Regions from separate parts of the Homo sapiens genome. Here all the other regions are linked to region 1. Evidence: chromatin loops called from intact Hi-C (ENCODE). Cell type or tissue: PC-9. All regions are shown on one strand.

What was found. Peaks named below come from ENCODE experiments on the same cell type or tissue, not always from the same donor. Only the 100,000 strongest peaks of a DNase experiment are listed, where the experiment ranks them.
Region 2: a loop joins it to region 1, with 5 times the contacts of the local background. A loop is called at or near these places in 4 of 110 quality-filtered maps.
Region 3: it touches region 1 in a loop (3-fold over the local background); 6 of 110 quality-filtered maps call a loop at or near these places.

The regions. Positions count from the first base shown.
Region 1 is chr5:33,930,202-33,938,201 of GRCh38, forward strand. It overlaps RXFP3 (relaxin family peptide receptor 3), which reads left to right and starts at 6,185. Exons shown (of 1, transcript NM_016568.3): 1 at 6,185-8,000. The coding sequence starts at 6,540. The coding sequence ends at 7,949. RefSeq lists an enhancer at 837-1,342. In PC-9, CTCF peaks have their summits at 4,697 (motif pointing left) and 4,898; DNase peaks (open chromatin) are centred at 4,120 and 4,690; H3K27ac peaks cover 1,666 bases.
Region 2 is chr5:33,813,750-33,821,749 of GRCh38, forward strand. The region is part of intron 2 of ADAMTS12 (ADAM metallopeptidase with thrombospondin type 1 motif 12); the gene reads right to left. Among named protein-coding and RNA genes, the nearest start is that of ADAMTS12, 74 kb to the right of the region's middle. In PC-9, no CTCF peak of the experiment used is centred here; a DNase peak (open chromatin) is centred at 3,642; H3K27ac peaks cover 2,467 bases.
Region 3 is chr5:33,851,786-33,859,785 of GRCh38, forward strand. The region is part of intron 2 of ADAMTS12 (ADAM metallopeptidase with thrombospondin type 1 motif 12); the gene reads right to left. Among named protein-coding and RNA genes, the nearest start is that of ADAMTS12, 36 kb to the right of the region's middle. In PC-9, no CTCF peak of the experiment used is centred here; DNase peaks (open chromatin) are centred at 3,806 and 7,616; H3K4me3 peaks cover 920 bases; H3K27ac peaks cover 4,929 bases.

The DNA.
Region 1 (8,000 bases):
AGCAAGCTCTGCTTTAGCTTAACTGAAGAGCATCTAGAGAAAGGATGGGGATTTCCAGTGAAAAGGATGCATTGCACCAATGCTCGGAGGGGTGTGTATGTAGCATACAAAAATGTAACATGCTGTTGTTCTCTATACACCCTTCCAACTCCCACCTAAAGGGGAGGTCCCTTGAATTGTTTTCCTAGAAGTGAGAATGAGTAACAAAAGATTCTTTCACAGTCTCCTGCCATTTCCCTTTCTAACAAATGGTTCATGTTTAGCCCAGTGGTTTGCAACCTTGGGGAAGGAAGAGATATTTGCCTCCAGGGTATGTCTGGCAATGTTTGGAGACAGTTTTGGTTGTCTGACAAGACAACATCTGGGATTGCTACTGGTATCTAACAAGTAGAGGCCAGAAATGCTAGTAAATAATAATCATACAATGCAGCCCCTCCCACATAACAATGAATTATATGGCCTAAAATGTCAATAGTTTCAAGGTTGAGAAATTTTAATTTAGACTAAAGTGACTGCTTAGATTAGCAGTGGTGCCTGAGGACCCCAAAGGCTCAAACTCTTTGATTTGTTAGGCAGTTAATCGACTCAATTAAAGAGTCAATTGACTCAATTAAAGCGTCAATTAACAAACCAAAGGGTGAAATGTTAGTCAATATCTCTGAATCCCTTTCTAATTCTGTCACTGACTTGCCAGTTGAACTGAAACAAACTTTTGTCTCTCCTGTTGACTCAGTTTCTTTGGTTGCTAGAAGTCAATGAGAATAGCTTTCTAGTTTCATTGGTATCTCCTCTCCCAGTATCTGCCTCCCGAAATAGTGCCCCAAGGTTTTCAATGGTCTCCATGTCCATAAATCCAATGAACATTTCTCCTTTCCTGCCTTCCTTGGCCTCACATTAGACACAGCATTAAATACAGCCCCTGCTTTTTTTCCCCTACATTTCTTTTATTTCTTGGCTTCCATGTGTGAAAGGAAAGTATCTTGGGCCCCCAAAATTACTGAAGAAAACTCAAGCTGGAAACTGCTTGGAGCAAATCTGCCTCCCATTCTATTCAAAGTCACCTCTCTGTTCACTGAGATAGACGCATACCTGATTTTCCTCCTTTGGAAAGGCTAATCAGAAACTCAAAAGAATGTAGCCCTTTGCATATCACCTTCTGTGACCTGGAAGCTCTCTCCCCCGCTTCGAGTCTTCCTGCCTTTGCTTCAAGTTGTCCCGCCTTTCCAGACTGAACCAATGTACTTCTTACATATATTGATTGACGTCTTATGTCTCCCTAAAATGTATATAACCAAGCTGTGCCCCAACCACCTTGGGCACATGTCATCAGGACCTCCTGAGGCTGTGTCATGGGCTCGTGTCCTCAACCCTGGCAAAATAAACTTTCTAAATTAACTGAGACCCGTCTCGGATTTTCGGGGTTCACATGTCACAGGCTCCTAGTTTTCCTCTTTTCTAGCTCTAATTCTCATTGTCATAAACAGTGAGAATATTCATTAAATATACATGTAGCAATTATCATCAACAGGCTTTCCAACCTCTACCAGACAGTCCAATCTCAGATTTCCCCCAGGTTTAACAAGAGATTTCTTCTCACTCTACACTTTTTCTCTAGACAGTCTCATCAATGTCAAAGCTTCAATTATAATCTATACACTGCAGACCCACATATTTTTATCTTCTCTGAGTCACTGATTCATGTATTCAACTGTCTTTTTGACATCTAAATCTGATTGGGGCATTCACACTCTCATATGTCCAGCCTGAATGTGTCATCTTCCCCCACCTCACTTGCTCAGCATGCCTACCTACCCACATGCTCAGGGTAAAAACTTGAAAGCTTTTAATTTGTCCTTACCTTCACCCTTTCTTTGTATGCAGTCCACCCCCAAGTACTGTCAAGTCAGTGTCTTAAATGCCTATTTAAATCTTATTCTGCCCCGCATCCCTCTAGATTAAAGTACAATCATCTCTCTCCTGAACTATTGATGTAGCTTCCTAATTGTCTTGATTTATATCAGCTCCGCCCCTTCCAGTCTACTCATCACACTATATCTAGAGTGATGGTTTGAATATGCGAAACTGATTGTGTTGCTCCCCTGCTTCAAATTTTCCAATGTCCTCCATTACTCCAAAGTCATAGATCAAAATTCTGCAGTCGGAAATTGTTTGACACCTGCCCATGTCACCAGACTATCTAGCACTATTTACTTCATCTCCCTGTGTTATAGGCACTTCATCTTCTTTCTGTCCTACAAAAGCATCATGCTCTTTCCTGCCCAGTGCCTTCACTCAGGCTGTTCCTTCTGCCCAGAGTCCTCTTTCTTCCCCTTTCCTTACCCCCACCTCACCCCCATTTACCTGATTATAGAATTTCCTTTCTTCCAAGATACTATAGCTTATAAGACACACCTTTTGTTTACAGCTTTCTAGAGAAAAAAATTATTCACTAAATAGGTATATAGCAATTGGAAATCCATATTGATCTTAAAAATCTTTAATTTGATAAGATGTGAATCTTAGAATTAGATAAATATGCTTGTAAATAGTTAAAAGTTAGTTACTTGCACATGGTTTTGTAACTTTCTATTTTACTCTGTTTTTTTCTTATTGTAATTATAATAATACAATTTATTAGAATTTTTTTTTTTTTTTTGAAATGGCGTCTTGCTCTGTTGCCCAGGCTGGAGTCCAGCCATGTGATCTCAGCTCATTGCAACCCCCACCTCCTGGGCTCAAGCAAGTCTCCTGGCTCAGCCTCCAGAGTAGCTGGGACTACAGGCATGTGCCACTACACACAGCTAATTTTTGTATTTTTAGTAGAGACGGGGTTTCACCATGTTGGCTAGGCTGGTCTTGAACTCCTGACCTTAAGTGATCTGCCTGCCTCAGCACCCCAAAGTGCTGGAATTACAGACATGAGACAGTGTGCCCAACCCAGAATTCAAATTTTTAAAAGGTCTCTCTCATCTATTAGAATGTGAGTTCTGGTACCACTAAATCTCTAGTACATGACACAGTGTCTAGCACAAAGTCGGTGTTAAGATTAACCAACATGTTCAAATCAGAATTGCTCCATTTCCCATTAGGTTATGTTCAAGCCAGGCTGTGTACCCACCCTATGCTAGTTTCTATTGCTATTATAACACATGGGCAGAAATGTTGTGGCTTAAAAGAAGGTACATTTATTCTCTCACAGTTCTGGAGATCAGAGATTCAAAATCAGTTTCACTAGAGTAAAGCCAAGATGTCAGAAGAGCTGTTTCCTTCTTGAGGCTTTAGGAGAGAATCCATCTTTTTGCTTAGTTAAGCTTCTAGTGGCTGCAAAGTTCCTTTGGCTGTATAAAGTAACATCCAAGGGCTTGGGAAATGGGATGTGGACATATTTGTGTGTGGGGGGAGGCATTATTCAGCCTACCACCCACCCCTGTGTTGAAAAACAATATGGAAGACTTAGATCCAAATTGGAAAATGGAGCATAGATCAAGAGACATCACTTAAGAGTCAAGACTATGTTTTAGACCGGGTGTGGCTCCTTCCTAGTGGTGAGATTCTTGGTAAATACCTTCATTTCTTCAAGCCTCCTCCGCAAAATGCTGGACCAAAGCAGGTGATTTCTTCCCTTCTATGATCATGGGCTCCCAATGGTTACATGCTAGAGTATGATTTTATGCTGTCCTCATGGCTTCGCATGGCCCACATGGCTTCAGGAACACAAAAGAAGCCCAGAAAAAGGTTTCAAGATCCCATACCCTGCCACTGTGAATGAGAGACAGTTTCTTGATGCTGATTTTCCTCCAGGCCCCCATCACAGCCTGGTTTCAATTTTGGTAAGAAGAGGAACAGAAAAACAGACCACATATGTAACATAACAAGCTCTGCACCCTTCCTCCTTTATGGTTTCTTTAAATACCAACATAGAGTACCCCCTCCCAAAAAACCTAAAACTGGAATATCCCATCAAGGTATAACTATTTATTACCTACCCACCCCTTAAAAAAAAAGGGAAATAATAAAAGAGGTAAAATTATTGTCCACTTATCTGGCATGAATCATTACATTCTAGATAACTTAGTCATGCACAAAACTAAACAAAAAATATAGTTTTAGACACTAGTAGATTGCACACTCATCTAGATTAAGAATTCCAGAGACGCTCAAAATAGAGGACTTATGTCTTTCAGCCTATCTCAGTGCCTGGCAAGAGTAAGTGGCCAATGAATGTGAGATGAATTGAATCAGGCCCCTATAATTTTTTCATAAAGTATGAATATGTACATGTGATTTGGAGCAGACCAAGTAGATATATTCCTGGGTGTGCCTAGAAGCACTGAGAAGCTGTGTATGTGTTAGATGGAGGTCATTGGTGTGAACATACCAAAAATTTAACAGCAGAGAGCTTTCAGGGTATGCCCCAGCTTTTCTTGTGTTTCAACAGCCCCTTGAAATATTAGAAAAGAGAAATAGAGACATAGATGAAGAGAGAGAGAAAATTGATGGAGAAATAACCAGTTAAAAATAAAGTCAAAACTGAGTGTGAAAGTGAGGCTACTAAAACCAGGATAATAGTCATCCATAGAAATAACCTGTGCTTTGGGAGGAATCCTCAGGGCAGGGGTGATCTCCAGGTAAGAACTGATCAAAGGAGATGTTTGTGTTTGGCTAGGTTTTTACTAAAGCCCTTACTCCCTCTAGTGGGAAGACGGAGCTGTGCAGCATCCGTAGCAAGGTGTGTGCTCTTCAGGGCTAAAAGTCCTTTGGAATCAAGATTGTTTCTTGTTTCTTTTTTTTTCTTTTTTCCTTTTTCTCTTTCTTTTCTTTTCTTTCTTTCTTTCTTTCTTTCTTTCTTTCTTTCTTTCTTTCTTTTTCGTTTTTCTCTTTCTTTCTTTTTCTGTTTCTTATCTCCTCAGCTTGAAGGTTGCATCCTCTTTATCTCCTTAAGTAAAGCTGGGAGTTCTGTAGTACTCCAGGAGTGAGGACAATTATGCTTAAGAAACTTTGGTTTCAGTTTAGTCCCAGACCAAGAGGAAAACATTTCAAAATTTTAAAGTAAATCCTAAAAGTGTAATTTACACCAGAGCGATTGACCTGGCATTTATGTAGACTGAAGCTTGAGAAGTAATTCAAGTGGTTTCCACTCATTCCCTTGGAAGAGTCCTTAGAATGTACTTCCATTGGTCTGAAAAACGCCTGAAAAAGAGTCCTGATGCTAACAGTAATGGAAATAGGAGGGCTGGTGGTTCACGATCAGCCCAGTGGTATCCTCTATTCTATTTGCATCTAGGTAAAGAGACTGTGGCCTGTATGTGATCAAACAATTTGTTGAAGCGCTTTGGGCTTAGGGCATTTAATTTCTGTGAAGTAGGACCATCAGTTGTTTGCTCTGTTTTTGTGTCACCTCTCAGAATACATTAAAGTAGGGGCAACCCTTGAGCCCAGACTTCTGCCATGTGAAGACCCTTTGAAAATCCTGACAAACACAGGTACTGCGTAAGTGGTCAGCTAATTAAAGAGGGGAGGTGGAGCTGTCCTTTGTGTATCCAATAAGTACCCATTATCTCATTTGAGCATGAAAAGAGGCCACTGTTATTACTTTCAAGAAGGAAAGTAAGCAGGATAGCTCATATTTTTAGAACAATTCCTCACCAAATGGAATAATTCCGGTGAAAAGTGGGAGTGAGGAAGAAAGAAAAAAAAAACTTCTAATCATAATGTTTGGGAATAAGAAAGGAAGAAGAAACTCACGTCAAAGCCGACTTTCTCCTGCAGCTGTAAAATAAACTCTTAAGACCCTTCCTGCTGAAACTCTGGAGAGGAAAACTGGAGTGGCGGGTGGGCTTTGCCTGCAGCTCAACTCTCCCTCGCGGCGCGGGCGCGGCTGGGTTCAGCACCTCGGAAAGCGCCCCTCGCGGCGCCCCGGGATTACGCATGCTCCTTGGGGCCCGCCGCCTTGGCCGTGCAAGTGCCACCGTAACTGGTGAGAGCCGCTGGCAACCCACCCGGAGTTGACAACCGCGGAGAGACGCAGACACCCACTGACCTCCAGGAAGCTGAGCGTGGTGGATGGAACTCTACGATCTCTTTCTCTCCAAGGACGGAAACCTCATCCAAGCAGTCCCAGAGGAAACGGATAAAGGTATTTGAAAGGGAGCGAGCGGCCCCAAATCGCACAATTGAGCGGCTGGGGGAGTTATGCGCCAGTGCCCCAGTGACCGCGGGACACGGAGAGGGGAAGTCTGCGTTGTACATAAGGACCTAGGGACTCCGAGCTTGGCCTGAGAACCCTTGGACGCCGAGTGCTTGCCTTACGGGCTGCACTCCTCAACTCTGCTCCAAAGCAGCCGCTGAGCTCAACTCCTGCGTCCAGGGCGTTCGCTGCGCGCCAGGACGCGCTTAGTACCCAGTTCCTGGGCTCTCTCTTCAGTAGCTGCTTTGAAAGCTCCCACGCACGTCCCGCAGGCTAGCCTGGCAACAAAACTGGGGTAAACCGTGTTATCTTAGGTCTTGTCCCCCAGAACATGACCTAGAGGTACCTGCGCATGCAGATGGCCGATGCAGCCACGATAGCCACCATGAATAAGGCAGCAGGCGGGGACAAGCTAGCAGAACTCTTCAGTCTGGTCCCGGACCTTCTGGAGGCGGCCAACACGAGTGGTAACGCGTCGCTGCAGCTTCCGGACTTGTGGTGGGAGCTGGGGCTGGAGTTGCCGGACGGCGCGCCGCCAGGACATCCCCCGGGCAGCGGCGGGGCAGAGAGCGCGGACACAGAGGCCCGGGTGCGGATTCTCATCAGCGTGGTGTACTGGGTGGTGTGCGCCCTGGGGTTGGCGGGCAACCTGCTGGTTCTCTACCTGATGAAGAGCATGCAGGGCTGGCGCAAGTCCTCTATCAACCTCTTCGTCACCAACCTGGCGCTGACGGACTTTCAGTTTGTGCTCACCCTGCCCTTCTGGGCGGTGGAGAACGCTCTTGACTTCAAATGGCCCTTCGGCAAGGCCATGTGTAAGATCGTGTCCATGGTGACGTCCATGAACATGTACGCCAGCGTGTTCTTCCTCACTGCCATGAGTGTGACGCGCTACCATTCGGTGGCCTCGGCTCTGAAGAGCCACCGGACCCGAGGACACGGCCGGGGCGACTGCTGCGGCCGGAGCCTGGGGGACAGCTGCTGCTTCTCGGCCAAGGCGCTGTGTGTGTGGATCTGGGCTTTGGCCGCGCTGGCCTCGCTGCCCAGTGCCATTTTCTCCACCACGGTCAAGGTGATGGGCGAGGAGCTGTGCCTGGTGCGTTTCCCGGACAAGTTGCTGGGCCGCGACAGGCAGTTCTGGCTGGGCCTCTACCACTCGCAGAAGGTGCTGCTGGGCTTCGTGCTGCCGCTGGGCATCATTATCTTGTGCTACCTGCTGCTGGTGCGCTTCATCGCCGACCGCCGCGCGGCGGGGACCAAAGGAGGGGCCGCGGTAGCCGGAGGACGCCCGACCGGAGCCAGCGCCCGGAGACTGTCGAAGGTCACCAAATCAGTGACCATCGTTGTCCTGTCCTTCTTCCTGTGTTGGCTGCCCAACCAGGCGCTCACCACCTGGAGCATCCTCATCAAGTTCAACGCGGTGCCCTTCAGCCAGGAGTATTTCCTGTGCCAGGTATACGCGTTCCCTGTGAGCGTGTGCCTAGCGCACTCCAACAGCTGCCTCAACCCCGTCCTCTACTGCCTCGTGCGCCGCGAGTTCCGCAAGGCGCTCAAGAGCCTGCTGTGGCGCATCGCGTCTCCTTCGATCACCAGCATGCGCCCCTTCACCGCCACTACCAAGCCGGAGCACGAGGATCAGGGGCTGCAGGCCCCGGCGCCGCCCCACGCGGCCGCGGAGCCGGACCTGCTCTACTACCCACCTGGCGTCGTGGTCTACAGCGGGGGGCGCTACGACCTGCTGCCCAGCAGCTCTGCCTACTGACGCAGGCCTCAGGCCCAGGGCGCGCCGTCGGGGCAAGGTGGCCTTCCCCGG
Region 2 (8,000 bases), 120 kb before region 1:
CCATGTGAATGGCCAGTCTTGGAAGTGGATTCTCCAATCCCCGTCAAGCCACCTCATCTGATGCCATGTGGAGCAGAGACATGCTGTGCCCCCTGAGCTCTGCCCAAATTGCAAAACTAACAAATTGCTCAAATTACAAAAATAACATGGTTACTTTTTTAAAGCCACTAAGTTTTGAGGTGGTTTGTTATGAGGCAATAGGTAAGTAAAAATAGCTTTCTGTCTTTTCTTACTGATTTTCAGGAAATTGGGGCATATACTGAATATGAATCCTTTGTTGCAAGTATGTTCTTCAAATATTTTCTCCCAATCTGTGGCTTGCTATTTCCCTCCCTTAATGATGTCTTTAATTAGAATGAAATCCAATGTATCAATCTTTTCCTTTATCTTAGTGTTTTAATGAAGGAATTGCTCCTTGCTCCAATGTTATAAATATTTTCCCCTGTATTACATTCTAGAAATTGGAAGGTTTTCTTTTTTATACTAAAACCTGAAATTCATCTGGAACTGATTTTGCTTATGATATGAGATAGAGGTTGAGATTTACTTTTTTTCCATATAGATATCTAATTCACCATTGCAATTATTGAAAAGGCCATCCTTTTCCTGCATTGTAATATTACCTTGCTCCTAAATTAAGTGATTGCATGTGAGATCTGTTTCTGGACTTACTGTTCTGTTCAATTTGCATAAGTTAAATTTAAATTTTCTGTTAGCTCAATTAAGTGGAGCAGTCAATTAAGCAGTTAGATACATGAGTTTGAAATCCAAAGCAGATATTTAGGATGAAGATATAAATTTGGGAATCATATGTTTATTGGTTTTCTGAAAAGCCAATCTCAATGGAACTGGATGAAATCACCCAGGGAATATAAGTGTAGATGAGTAGAGGGGAAGCCCAGGCACTGAATCCTAGGATCCTTCAACATTAAGAGGCTGGGAAAAAGAAAGAACTGGAAAAATGGAGAGGCAAGTGTACAACATGCACACTAGAAAAAGTTCTTCACGGAATAACTTCACGTCAACTGCGTCAGTGACAATGATAAGTCAACTCAGGACTGATAATTTACTGTTGGCTTTATCAATGTGGGGACTACTGTGACCTCGACCAGAGGAACTGACAAGACACTCCTTGAAAGGAGGAGTGATGGAGACAAATTCTCGAATCGTAGAGTTTAGGAAAGAATAGGAAAAGGAGTAATGAGAGACAGTGATTTTGCTGCAAATACTGTCAGTAGTTTTGTTACAGATGTGGAGCAGAGTTGCCAACTCAGGTGCTGGGCTTGTCAAGGAGGGTTGTTGTTGTTATTGTTGTTAAATATGGAAGAAATAACAGCAAGATGGTGCAATGAAGGGGAAATTAACAATGCAGGAAAAATAATTTGCTATTACACCTCAGCACTGATTACTTTTGCAGGCTAGCATCTCTTCCCTTGCACCCTCTGGGTCTTGGAGACTGGTGCACAGGTCAGGGAAGTTGTTACAAACTGAATGTTTCTGTTCCCATTAAAGTCATAGATTGAAGCCCCAATCCCAGTGTGATGGTATGTGGAGGCCGGGCCTTTGGGAGGTAATTATTAACAGGTTTAGATGAGGCACTGTGAGTAGAACCCTTATGCTGAATTAGTGCCATTATAAGATGAAGAGACAGCAGAGTTTCCTCCCTCTGCCGTGTGAAGATGCAGCAAGAAGTCAGCCAGTGCCTGCAAGCCAGAAAGAGGGCCCTTGCCCTGAACCTGACCATCCTGGTGCCCTGATCTCAGACTTCTAGCCTTCAGAACTTTGAGAAAGGAATATCTGTTTTTTAAGTCACCTACTCCACAGTGTTCTATTATAGAAGCCTCAGCTAAAAAAAGAAGATTTTAGAGGATTATGGGGAACAGACTTAGCTAGGACATCAACGTTAAAGATGTTGCACAATGAGCAAGGCAGATATCCTGGGGTCCTGGCAAATGAAGGAGAGAGGAGCGCATAGTCCTGAAAGCAGGAAAGGCAAGTTTTACCCAGATCGCAAAGGTATCCAGGACCAGTCCTAATTCCATCTCCTCTAACTATCCAGGAAGGATTCCTCTAAAGTTCTGATGATATTAATGGAGACCCTCTTTCTTCTCTTTCCTTTCACAGCTGGTGTGGACCAGCATCCATCAGTTCACATACCAAGAAAATGTCCAGATGGATGTCCTGTGCTCTCTCATGGGTCCTCCTGGTCTCCGTCTGCAAATTCATTGCCAATTTGCCATCCTTCAAACAAAGAGTAGTGTGATTCTATGGAAAGATGATGAGCACCCAGGTCTGGTCCTGCCATAGTGACTAGGAGCAAGTCAGTGGGCCTCCCTCAGTTTCAGTATCCTTGGGTGAAAAATGCGCACCGCCTGTCAGATCTTTTTCTGTCTTCTGATTATATTTTCCTCACCTTCAGGATTTTTTTGTATTATAAATGAAACAGTTTATAATTGTGTAAATTTGTGGGTATAAAATAATGTTATGATTTATGAATACAATGTGGAATAATTAAATCAAGCCAGTGAACACATCCATCATCTCAAATGCAGTACCTAACAGTTTTTGTGATAATATTTTAAATGTACTGTCTTAGAAATTTTGAAATGTACAATACTCTGTTATTAACTGTATCTACCATGGTATGCAATATAATTCAAAACAAGAAAAAATATATATTCCTCCTGTCTGAGATTTTGTACCTTTTGACCATCATCTCCCCCTTCCCTTCCCTTCACCCGCTAGCCTCTGTATCCCCAGTCTTCCCTTCACCCCCATTCTACTCTCTGCTTCTATGAGGATTATAACCTCTATTGATTCCATTAACATTTATCTAACATATCCAATCAAGAATTACTACTTAACAGTTATGCACTTAGTGCTGTGCTATGTGTTGAGGTTACAAAAAGTGAAGTATAGGCTAGTGGGAGAAAGCCAATGAGAATGAAAAGAATCACAATCCAATGGAAATGACAGGTGAGGAAAGCACAGGGGTGTCTGGGGGTACATCAACTGAGGATGAGAAGCTGAAGAGCAATTTTGTTCTAAGAGTGAGTAGGATTGTTCTGAATCAGATTTTAACTTAGTAGCCTATTTCTTCATCTTTGCCTCAGATACCTACAACTCTAGCTCTTTATATATTGGGTCTCTGTTGATACTGAAACATTTCCAAACAAGTTTCCAAGCAACATAAACTATTGTTTCCCTCAGTAAGTGTGTAGTTTACGGTGCTTCCTCTCCAGGGTGCAGGGGTCAAGAATGAAAAACAAACAGCCTCTCAGTCTATGAGCTGATCACTCAAGCTGTATCCTTAAAAAATATTAATCAGACTTCTACACAAAACAGCTGCTTGGAGGACAAAAGGAAGGTTCAATTCTGCCATTTTGGAAAGATAAGTCACACAGCAAGGTCAAAGCATGTGGTACAATGTTGGATAAACAAGTAAGAAACTCCAATCTTGAAACCTACAGGTAGTAAGTAGTCTATGTTTTACAAGAGACATTAACTTGAACTTTAGTGGAAACTGCCTTGCACTAGAATTAGAAGAATCAGGTTTGGTTATCAATTCATTCATACCTGCAATTTATCATTTAGTCAGTCAAGAAATATTTATGATTCCACAGAATGGAATTCTCCTCACCCTCTTCATTCTTCCCTCTCTAAACCCTGAATACTCAAGGGTCTCAAGTTCCTGCCTTTTCCATTAAACATCCTAATAGGAGTTCTTTATATTGTTATTATGGAAAATACCAAACATTACAAAAATAGAATGGTATAATGAACCTCCATGTACTCCTCACCCATTTTCAGCAATGATCAATTCTTGGACAATCTCATTTAATCTATACCCACCCACTTCCCCCAAACCACATCCTGGATTATTTTGTGGCAAATTCCAGACAGCAGATAATGTCATCAGAAAATATTTGAGTATGTATCTCCAAAAACACAGATTCTCTTTTAAAAAAAAATACAACTACAATGCTCTTTTCACGCCTAAAGAAATTAGCCATAATTCTTTAATTTATCAAATAGTCAGTCAGTATTCAGATGTCCCTGATCATCTCATTTTTTAAAATATGTGACTTTTTCTCCACCTTTCTCTTTTCCATTTAACATTATATCATGTAAATCTTTCCATAGTAGAATATAGAGATACTTAAAAGATCCTTTTCATATAAATAGAGCATTGAGGTTTTATCATGTGAAAAGAGAGCAAGGTATGGATTTATTTGTCTTTTTAAAAATAAATGTTACTGTGTACATTTGAGGTTTACAACATAGGATATATGTAGACAGCAAAATAAATCTGTGGTGAAGCAGTTTAACATATCTATCATCTCACATAGTTACTTTGTTGTGACAAGAGCAGGTAAAATCTACTTATTTTCTACAACAAAAATCCCTAATATTATATAATTTTATTAATTTTAGTACTCATGTTACATTAGATCTCTAAACTATTTTATATATATCTTATATATTTGCTGTTTTCATCCTTTGACCTACAGGTCCATATTTCCTCTCCCCCATCCCCCTGATGACCACTGTTTCATTCTCTGGGTATACAAGCTCTTTCTTAAAAATATGCCACATATAAGTGACATCATGCAATTATTTTTCTTTCTGTGTCTAGCTTAACTTAGCATAATGTCCTAATGGCAGGATCTCCTTCTTTTTTAAGACTGAATTGTATTCCATATATACACATTTCCTTTATCCATTTGTCTGTTTATAGATACTTAAGTTTTTTCCATATTGGCTATTGTGAGTAATGCTGTAATTCACATGAGTGTAGATCTATGTATGAGGTGGTGATTTCCTCTCTTTGGGGTATACTCAGAGGAGGGATTGCTGGGTCACATGTTAGTTCTATTTTTAATTTCTTTAGGAATCTCCATATTGTTTTCCATTGTTTTCCATAATGGCTGTACCAATCTACATTTCCACCAATGGTGTACTAGGGTACCCTTTGCTCCACACCCTCACCAACGTTGGTTATCTCTTGTCTTTTTGGTAATAGCCAAACTTACCAGTGTGAGGTGATATCTCATAGTGATTTTAATTTGCATTTCCTTGATGATTAGTGATGTTCAGTACTTTTTCATATAACTGTTAGTTATTTGTATGTCTTCTATTAAGAAATATCTATTCAAGTCCTTTTCTTATTTTTTAATCAAATTATTTTGTTTTCTGCTATTGAGTTGTAAGAATTTTTAAATAAATTTTAGATATTAACCTCTTATCAGTTATATAGTTTACAAATTTTTTTCCCAGTATGTAGGTTGCCTTTTCATTTTGTTGATTGTTTCCTTTGCTGTGCAAAGCTTTGTACTTTGATGTGGTCCTATTTATTTATTTTTGCTTTTGTAGCCTGAGCTTTTGGTGTGATATCCAAAAAAAGTCATTGCCAAGGCCAATGTTCAAGGAGCATTTTCCTTATGTTATCTTCCATGAGTTTTATGGTTTTAAGTTTTACATTTAGATCTTTTAACCATTTGAATTTTTTGTATGATGTAAAATCAAATTTCATTATTTTGTCAGTGGAAATCTAGTTTTCTCAGCATCATTTATTTAAGAGACTATTCTTTTTTCATTGTGTCCTCTTGATGCCCTTGTTAAAAATTAGTTGGTTAGGATTTATTTCTAGGCACTCTGATTTGTTCCATTGGTCTATGTTTCTGTTTTTATGCCAGTATCATACTGTTTTGATTACTGTAGCTTTGTACTATAATTTTAAATTTCGACATGTGATGCCTCCAACTTTGTTTATCTTTCTCGGTTTTGCTTTAGCTATTTGCAGTTTGTTTTTGTTTTTGTTTTTGTTTTTTGCATGGTTCTATACAAATTTTAGGATTCTTTTTCTAGTTCTGTGAAGAACACCATTGAAATTTTCATAGGAATTGTGTTAAGTCTGTGTATTACTTTGGGAAGCATGGACATTATAAACGATCCACTCAGAAGAATCTGAGATACCCAAACACTTCCTGTAGTAAGGACTAAGGAGCCATCTCATCTGGGGGCCATCAGTGATGGACTTCCTACCTCAACCTAGATGAGAAGGACAAAGAGGCAGTAAAAGGAAAGAGGCAGGAGACCAAGGAAAGAAGCAGCTCACAGTACCCATGGGGAGCTAAAAGTTGGCCATCTCGGAAGGGAAAAGGAATATTCTCCATCCTCTTGCTGCCATTTTGTATTTGTGATTATCTGGTAACAATTGGTTTCTTTTCTGCTGTTGAAGGACACATGCAAGCCCTTCTAGGTATTGTTGGGCATGGTGAGTGGCTGACATTTATTTAGGAGTCTCTGGAACTGGCTAACTGTGGCCTTGGAAAAATCACTTTATTTCTCCAGGTTTCAGCTGTGCCACCTGTAAATAGGGACTGGGTTATATAATTTCAAATGTTCCTTCAAATTCTAGCACTGTTTAGATGTTTTCAATCAAAAATTGAAATCACAGAATTATTTGGGAGCAATCAAAGTAAAATACTAGGATTTTGCTCTTTGCAGGGGGAATTTTATCTTTGAAATGAAGAGCAACAGATTTAAATTAAACATAAAGCAAACTGCCAACAATAATCAAGTTGTTATCATGTTGGAATATGTTAAAAGCACCACCTGCATTATTTGCTTTTAAGTATGCTTTTGCATTTCCTATCCTGGACCTCTTAGAAGAACTTTATACAGATCTTTTAACATATGTTTATTAGACTATGAGTGGCATTTGCACAACATCTAAAGACAACTGATAAACAGTTTATTGGTAGAGGAGATAATAAACTGTTCTGTAGCCAGTAGAACTGAAGTCGGTTTTGACTGAGAGAAGAAATTTCTGTTTGATTATGGAGTTGGGTTTTTTAATTACTAAACTATATATTGCTATAGCTTAATATATAAAAAAAAATTTGGAAAATATAGATCAGGAGAATAATCTCATGCGATCCTATTCACAATAACAAAGACATAGACAACCTAAATGCCCATCAATGATAGACTAGATAAGAAAATGTGGTGCATATGCACCATAGAATATTATGCAGCATGAAAAAGAACAAGATCATGTCCTTTGCAAGGACATGGATGGAGCTGGAGGCTGTTATCCTTAGCAAAGTAATGCATGAACAGAAAACCAAATACGGCATGTTCTCACCTATGAGTGGGAGCTAAATGATGAAAACACATGGACACATAGAGGAAAACAACATACACTGCGGCCTTTCAGAGGGTGGAGTGTGAGAGGAGGGAGAGGATCAGGAAAAATAACTAATGGGTACTACCCTTAATACCTGGGTCGTGAAATAATTTGTACAACAAACCTTCATGACACAAGTCTACCTGTGTAACAAACCTGCACTTGTACCACAGAACCTAAAAGTTAAAATAATAACAATCATCATCATCATCTCACATGATCATAACACCAGTAATGACCATTAATGACATTCTTATAGTTTTACTACATTTATATCTATAATCATTATAATGTAAAATTTTGAGTCATATCATGTATTGCTTTTCATATTTAGCAATCTTATGAATTCCTTTATTTACTTTCAAATAATCTTCCCAAGTACTGGGAGTGACTGCATAATTTTCCACTGTATGAAGATACGCCAATTGTTGGGCATTTCTCTATTTTTTGGCATTTAGTTTGTTTCCAATTTATGTATTTCGTTATTATAGCCAATACTGTTGTAATCATCCCAGTCACTGATTTATAGTGGATATACTGGAAATAAAATCCTAGAAATGAAATTATAATGTTTTAGGTCATACAAATTTTTATTTTGATCTGCATTAAGAAATTGCCCTCTGAACACTCTTGTCACGATCTTTTCCAACCAGCAGTACGTGACTGAGGCATCTCCCCACTCTCTAAGTACTCGTTGTTAGCTTTAACATAATTGAAATATATAAGGCAACACATTTTACTTACAATTTTAAATTTAAAAAAATCATTCCTGTTGCTTAGCTACTCCAAGTCACATTTTTATCAAATA
Region 3 (8,000 bases), 78 kb before region 1:
TCATTCATTTATTCTGCACCATACGTTCAGGTAAAACCCCTTTCTGCAGACTTATTCTGCATTAGCTACTCCCAGTATGGGCATACACATGCTCATGTGCACACACGCATGTGCAAGCACACACACACACACCATAGCCTGCTTATCAATCAACTCTAATTTGTCCGGAAGCTCTGCCATGAGTGGCACATTCCCCATATTCTTTCCTTATCAAGCTCTGTAGAGGTTGGAAAAGATAAGAGACCACTGACTATTCCTAAGCCTTATATTATCTAACAGTTTAACCTCCTGTGTTTCTTCTGCAAATGTGCTAACAACAACAACAACAACAAAACCAAATTGTAAAAACAACTAAAACAAAGACCAAGGAAGAGAAAGAAAAGCCAAAGAAAATTCCCAGAAAGCTCAGTTTGGTAAACAGAAAAAAAAAGTCCTTAGAGATCGGCTGAGAATACTGAAGGACCAGAAAGAGAAAGAATCAGTGGTAAACTTTTAAAAAGTTTTTAAAAAGGTTTTCTAGAAGAAAGAAAGGCTGCTTGGAAGAAAGATAGTAGTATCTGATGACCCACTAAGAGACTGAAAGTTGTGCATTTTAAAATTAAGTGACTCATTTCTTACGGCCAAAGCAGAAATCAAACGGGAAAAAACAGTCTAGAGAAAAATCTGCCATAAACAGGGTACAGAGGGTGAGTGGATGGAGAATGGGTAAAGGGAGGAATCAGTGACACCAAATGCGGCCGTTTAGTATGAAATTTCATAATCTGATAAATCTGTTTCTGAAAATAGTTTATTGTCCTCCCAGCCAATTTAATTGCAGAACTATGAAGGAATGTCTACATGGAAATGTGCAGTCTGCAAGTTAGAGAAACGGTCTGGTAGGAAGCACTAGTGTATGAAATTCACTCTATTAAAGTAAATGTCTGAAATCTCTCAAGGAGGGAAATAAGCAAATCCAGCAACATACACCATTGGGAAAAAAGCTAAGAAGGTCATTTGTATGTGTTTGTTGAAAGGAAGATTTTCAGTATTTGATTATTTGAAAGGGCTTAAAAGCAAATAACAGGTATCATCAATAAAAAGGCAAACAGACAGGATGGCTGCAGTTTATGGAGACACACAAAAAAAACACATGCATACCTTCTCTAAATCCCCATTCATTTAGTCAGGGGTCTAGAACTTAACAGAGGCAAGGTGGCCACAGCCCCTCAGGAGCAGGGGCCATGCCTCCTGCCCCTACCCCTGCCGTCCCCAGGGTGCACTGCTGTCAGCAGCCCTGTCTGCATGGGTACTGTCCTCCCGGAACCGAGCAGGGAGCCTAATTCTTGTTTTGCCACTGCCCTGTTACACATAGATTTTAATCACCACCTTGGAAAACTCCACACTAACAATCTCTTAAGAGAATATTTATAACATCAAGGTCTCTTCATTCTTGACCTAAACTTAGAATCAACAAGGTCCATCCCCTTGAGATAGGAATAAAACCATCAACAATGCTAGCTGTCATTGTCTGTCCCAGCCCTTCTGTGGCCCAGAAAGCCTGTCTCTTCTCAACAGCTTAGATGAAAACACCAAAACAAGAGATTATTGCTTGGCACACTCATCAAGCAGACAAGAATTAAAGAGCATGAGAAGAACCAGCAGCTTTTCTGGTAAGAGCTATCCATGCCAAAGACACAGATTTGAACATAACGCAACACAGCAGAGAATAGGGGAGCAGAAAAGGATGACAATGAATGGGTACATTTGGCCAAATGACCCATCTTTTTTGGCTTCCAAGTTCCCATGTATCTTCTCAGTCTTTTCCTGAATCACATTGTCTAAGATTCCTCTTCCACTCCTTCACCCATCAACATTGATTAGAGCAGCATCATTCCCTGCTACTGTTTTAAGCATCATTAGGCTTTCGACAAACAATTTGCCACAAGGATGCAAGACATAAAAGGGTGAACTCAAATAGAATTAGTGTCTGTGTTTAATGGGTCAATGCTTCTCAAATTTTAATGCACATACAAATCACCTGGGGATCTTGTTAAAATTTAGGTCTAATTCAGCTGACCAGGGGAGGATCTGAGAATGTGCATTTCTAACAAGCCCTCAGGTGATGCCAATCCTGCTGGTCCCTGGGCTGCAAGGATCCAGTTCATCCAAAGTAACAGCTCTAAAGAGGCAAAGTCTTGTCTAAAGTAACACAGTGCATAGTCGAGCTAGGACTTGAGCTCAGCTCCTCCAACTCCCAAATTCGGTGGAATTGCCCTTTATGCAAAATATGTCAAGCCTCCACATGGGTTGTCTGGTTAAAAATAAATCAGTCATCTTATACTGAAAGATCACCTCCAATGACCAAGTAAAACAATTTTTCAGTTACAGGACATAAAAACCAGGCCTCTTGTTTTCCCATTTTTCAAAGTCCTTATTAATATCTGTAAATCAATGGGGACATTTTCAAAAGGGATTAGCTCTCTTTAATATTTAAGCTCCCTACCTGTGATTCATATTCGGTCAAAAAGAACAGAAATATTAATCCATGAATATCTGGAGGGAGGCTCTGGACACCTAGTCTTCAGTTTATGTAATGAAAACAGAGAAGAGATTCAAAGTAAAGTCTCCAGAAGAGATAAACACCAGAAGGGAGTAACATCTGTGGGCTGCATTTGTGTAGACCCTTAAGCCAAGTCACTAACCCTATAATAGAGAATCTGGCCTCTTTCCCCAGTAATAGCAGAGATCATTCTCCATTCCTTCTCCTGTACCATCCCTAGACCATAGGAAGGTCTGCTGATTCAAGACCCAGCAGAAAGAAGAAAACAATGCTGCTTCTTAAAACATAGGTTCTTCAATTCTATCCCTCCCATCTCTAATTGGTCATGATGGGAACTCACAAAATAAACCTGATGAACTGAAAAGTAAGCAGAAAGACAAAAAGGGAGGGAGGGGGAGAAAAAACCATTCCTATTTATGAGGCTGCAGCACAAAGCACTGATAGCGACAGGAGGAATTTCCGCCAGCCAGAGGCCCCATTCCAAAGTCTCATGTCTGAGTAAGCATGGGTCTTACCAGGCAACCCCCAAAGGTCAGAGGTCAGAGAGAATTCCTCATCCTGGGGGGCAGAGTCAGGGGATAAGCAGAACATTTATTTCCCTCCCCCTGGTGAGGGACAACAAACCCTGACACACAGGCATCCTGCAACTCAAATCAGTGATTTCTGCCAGTGAGCCACAAAGTTCCGGATCAGGAAACAAGGCAAGAAGCCTCACTGGGCAAGTTTTCCCACACAGCTCTGCCAGTAGATTTCATTCCTCAGCTACATCACCCCAGGCTTTAGACAGCATTCAAGAACAAGAGGGCAGAAACGGTCACATTCTTTGATTGTATGGAAAAGGAACCAGCAGAATTTTCCATCTGGGCCAAGAACTGAACTGCACTTAAAAGAGTAACGTGGTATGAGGCATGTCCCCTCTCTCAATGGAGGCACCATCAGATGGCACACATTTTAAATGTCACTAATCCTCATTTGTAGCATTCACACAGCTAAACAGAGAGAATGCTTAATCCTTGCATTTCTGGAAATTAGAATCTAAGGAAGTTTAACAAGTTCAAATTATTATAACAGCATATCCTAGGACAAATTGATTCCTTGCTGGTTAGAAGCTGGAAAGCTATTCCAAAGCTCCATGGTGTCCTACATGTTAAAAGAAGGAAGATTAAATTTCTTTTTGGAGCAGACATTCTATTTGTTCTGGTGATTAAAATAAAAATTGTCTTCATCTCGATGTAAAGGTGGTTAAACAGGGAAACGAGTCATGTTTGCCTTCGAACATGACTACTGGGTTTATATTTCAGCAGAAATGTGTCACTGCAGTTTTGCATATTTGTATGGGAGAAATGTTTTTTTTCTCTGCATATTTATAGAATGTGAGTCTTTATATAATTGTATCTTTTTTGTTGTTGTTGTTTTTGAGACAGGGTCTTGCTCTATTGCCCGGGCTAGAGAGCAGTGGCATGATCACAGCTCATTGCAGCCTTGCATCAACCACAGTCTCAAGCAATTCTCCCACCTCAACCTCCGACGTAGTTGGGACTATAGGCAAGCGCCACCACACCCAGCTATTTTGTTTGTTTGTTTGTTTGTAGCGATGATGCCTCACTACGTTGTGTAGGTTTGTCTCCAACTCCTGGATTCAAACAATCCTCCTGCCTCAGCCTCCCAAAGTGCTGGGATTACCAGCATGAGCCACTGTACCCAGCATAATTGTGTCTTCTTGAGAAGGCCTCCCAACTTGTATTCCAGCACAAACAGTTCTTCACTGGAGATAGAAGCAAAACCTGAATGATTTCGAGAAATAGACACAGACTTATTCTTCACCTTGAATCAAAGGAGAGACTGGATAGAGAATTGGTCAGGACCTGCTGTAGCTCAGTGGAAAAGGATCTGTTGAATAATACACACACATCCCCCGCAAAACCTCCCTGCACTGCTGTTTGAGACTAAATAACTCAGGCTTTGGAAAACATGCTGGTGATGGACTATTGTGTCCTGGGTGATTGTCATCTGGGAACATAAAGCTGGGCCAAATCCTATGGGTAAGGGGCTATATGACTCTTATAGTCACACATATTTGTGCAAATTGCAAGAAGTCATGCAGGGAAGGCAGGTGAAATTGTAAAAGGTAGCCCCTCCAGAAAAAGTGGCAGCCAGTGGGATGATTTGCACCTTTAATCCCAGCCATTTGGGAGGCTGAGGTAGGAGGATCACTTGAGCCCAAGAGTTCAAGTCCAACCTGGGCAACATAGTGAGACCCCATCTCTAAATTTTAAAGGATTTCTCAAAAAAAAAAAGCATACAAGTAGCAAATACGTATATGAAAAGGTGGAAAACTTCACTAAATATCTGGGAAATGCATATCAAAACCACTAGATATAGCCCTGCACCTGTCAGAATGGCTATTATAAAAAAGACCAGGGATAACAAGTTTGGCCATGATGCGAAGAAAAGAAAACCCTTGTATCCTGCTGGTGGGAATGTAGATTGGTACAGCCATTACAGAAAACAGTGTGAAAATTCCTCAAAAACTAAAAGTAAATTACCATATGATTCAGCAATTCCACTTTTGGGTATATACCCAAAGGAATTGAAATCACTGTCTTCAAGAGATAGCTGCAATCTCACGTTTATGGCAGCACTATCCACAATAGCCAAGATATGGAAACAGCCTAAATGTCCACTGACAGACAAATGGATAAAGAAATTCAATACATGTACACGTGTGTATATGTGTGATAAAATATTACACAGCCTTTAAAACGAAAGAAAACCTGTCATGTGTGACAACATAGGTGGACCTGGAGAATGCCACGTTAAGTGAAGTAAGGCAGCTGCAGAAAGACAAATACGGCATGATCTCACTTATATGTGGAACCAAAATAGTCAAACTCACAGAGGCAGAGAGTAGAATGGTGGTTGCCAGAGCCTGGGGGAAGCGGGAAATGGGGAGATGTTGCACAAAGGGTACAGAGTTTCAGTTATGTAAGATGATTAATTTCTAGAGATCTAATGTAAAACAATGTGACTGTTGTTAACAATACTGAAGTGTATACTTGAAATTTGCTAAGAGGGTAGATTTTAAGTGCTCTCATCACAAAAAAAAAAAAGAAAATGGTAAAATGGTAATTAATATGAGGTGATGAATATGCTGATTCACTTGACTGTGGTTATTATTACATATATATGTATAACAGATCACCAAGTTGTACATCTTAAATATACACAATTTTTGTTTGTCAATTATACATCAGTAAGGCTGGAAAAGAAAAAAAACTGAAGCTCCAAAGCAAAGGGAATTTGATAAGTTCAGTTAGAACTGAAACCTCTCTTATGTTCCTTGAGAAACACACAAAAAATTGGAATTATATTTACTTCTGCCTCTTAAAGACTAAGTTAGACGTTAGAGCAAAGGAAACTGCCAGAGACAGAGATAAACATTATACAATGATAACCATGTCGCTTCACCTGGAAGACCTAAGTGTATAGCAATCCCAAATGTATATGCATCAAACAACAGAGATGCAAAATATGTGAAGAAAATCTGATAGAACTGAAAGGATGAATAGACAAATTCACAATTATGGTTGGAGACTTCAATACTTCTATCTCTCAAAAAATGACAGAACAACTAGACAGAAAATCAGCTAGGGTAAAGTAAAAGAATTCAACAAGACCATCAGCCAACAGTATCTAATAAAACATTTATGAAACACTCTCTCCAACAACAGCAAGACACACATTCTTTTCAAGATGGAACTATAAATTTCAAGAAACTTAAAAGAATTGAAATAATATAAACTGTGTCCTCTGACTACAATGAAATTAAAATGGAATTCAATAACAGAAAGATAACAGGAAAACCTCCAAGCACTTGCAAACTAGACACTTCTAAATAATCCATGGGTCAAAGAAAAAGTCTCAAACAAATTAAAAACTTCAGTGAACTAGATGAAATCAAAATGTAACATATCAAAACTGTAAGACACAGAAAAAGCAATGCTGAGAGGAAAAGCTAAAGCACAAAATGCTTACAGTAGAAAAGGACAAGTCCAGGTGTGCTGGCTCACGCCTATAATCCCAGCACTTTGAAAGGCCAAGGTGGGAGGATTGCTTGAGCCCAAGAACTCAAGACCAGCCAAGGCAACATAGTGAGACCCAATCTCTACAAAAGATTTTAAAAATTAGCCAGGTGTGGTGTTGCACACCAGTAGTCGCAGCAACTTGGAAGGCTGAGGTGGGAGGATTGCTTGATCCCAGGAGGTTTAGGCTGCAGTGAGCCAAGATTACACCACTACCCTCCAGTCTGGGTCACAGAGCAAGACATCATCTCAAAAAAAAAAAAAGAAAAGAAAAAAGAAATTGCCAACAACAAAAAAAACTTGAGACCTGGTTAAGATGGCCAAATAGGAATGGCTCTGGTCTGCAGCTCCAGTGAGATCAATGCAGAAGGCAGGTGATTTCTTCATTTCCAACTGAGGCACCCAGCTCATCTCATTGGGACTGGTTAAACAGTGAGTGCAGCCCACAGAAGGCAAGCAGAAGCAGGATGGGGTGTCACCTTACCCGGGAAGCACAAGGGGTCAAGGAACTCCCTCCCTTAGCCAAGGGAAGCCGTGAGGGTCTGTGCCTTGAGGAACGGTGCACTCCAGCCCAGATGCTACACTTTTCCCATGGTCTTCACAATCCGCAAACCAGGAGATTCCCTCAGGTGCCTATGCCACCAGGGCCCTGGATTTCAAGCGCAAAACTGGGTGGCGGTTTGGGCAGACACTGAGCTCACGGCAGGAGTTTTTTCATACCCCAGTGGCACCTGGAATGCCAGCAAGAAAGAACTGTTCACTTCCCTGGAAAGGGGGCTAAAGCCAGGGAGCCAAGTGGTCTAGCTCCCCAGATCCCATCCCCACAGAGCCCAACAAGCTAAGATCCACTGGCTTGAAATTCTCGCTGCCAGCACAGCAGTCTGAAGTTGATCCGGGATGGACTAGCTTGGTGGGGGGAGGGGCATCCACCATCACTAAAGCTTGAGTAGGTGGTTTTCCCCTCACAGTGTAAACAAAGCTGCCAGGAAGATCAAACTGGGCGGAGCCCACCGCAGCTCAGCAATGCCACTGTAGCTAGACTGCCTGTCTAGATTCCTCCTCTCTAAGCAGGGCATCTCTGAAAGAAAGGCAGCAGCTCCAGTCAGGGGCTTATAGATATAACTCCCATCTCCCTGGGACAGAGCATTTGGGTGAAGGGGTGGCTGTGGGCACACCTTCAGCAGACTTAAACATTCCTGCCTGCTGGCTCTGAAGAGAGCAGTGGATCTCCCAGCACAGTGCTCAAGCTCTGCTAAGGGACAGACTGCCTCCTCAAGTGACTCTCTAACCCCCATGCCTCCTGACTGGGAAACACCTCCCAGCAGGGGTCGACAGACACCTCATACAGCAGAGCTCCAGGTGGCATCTCGTGGGTGCCC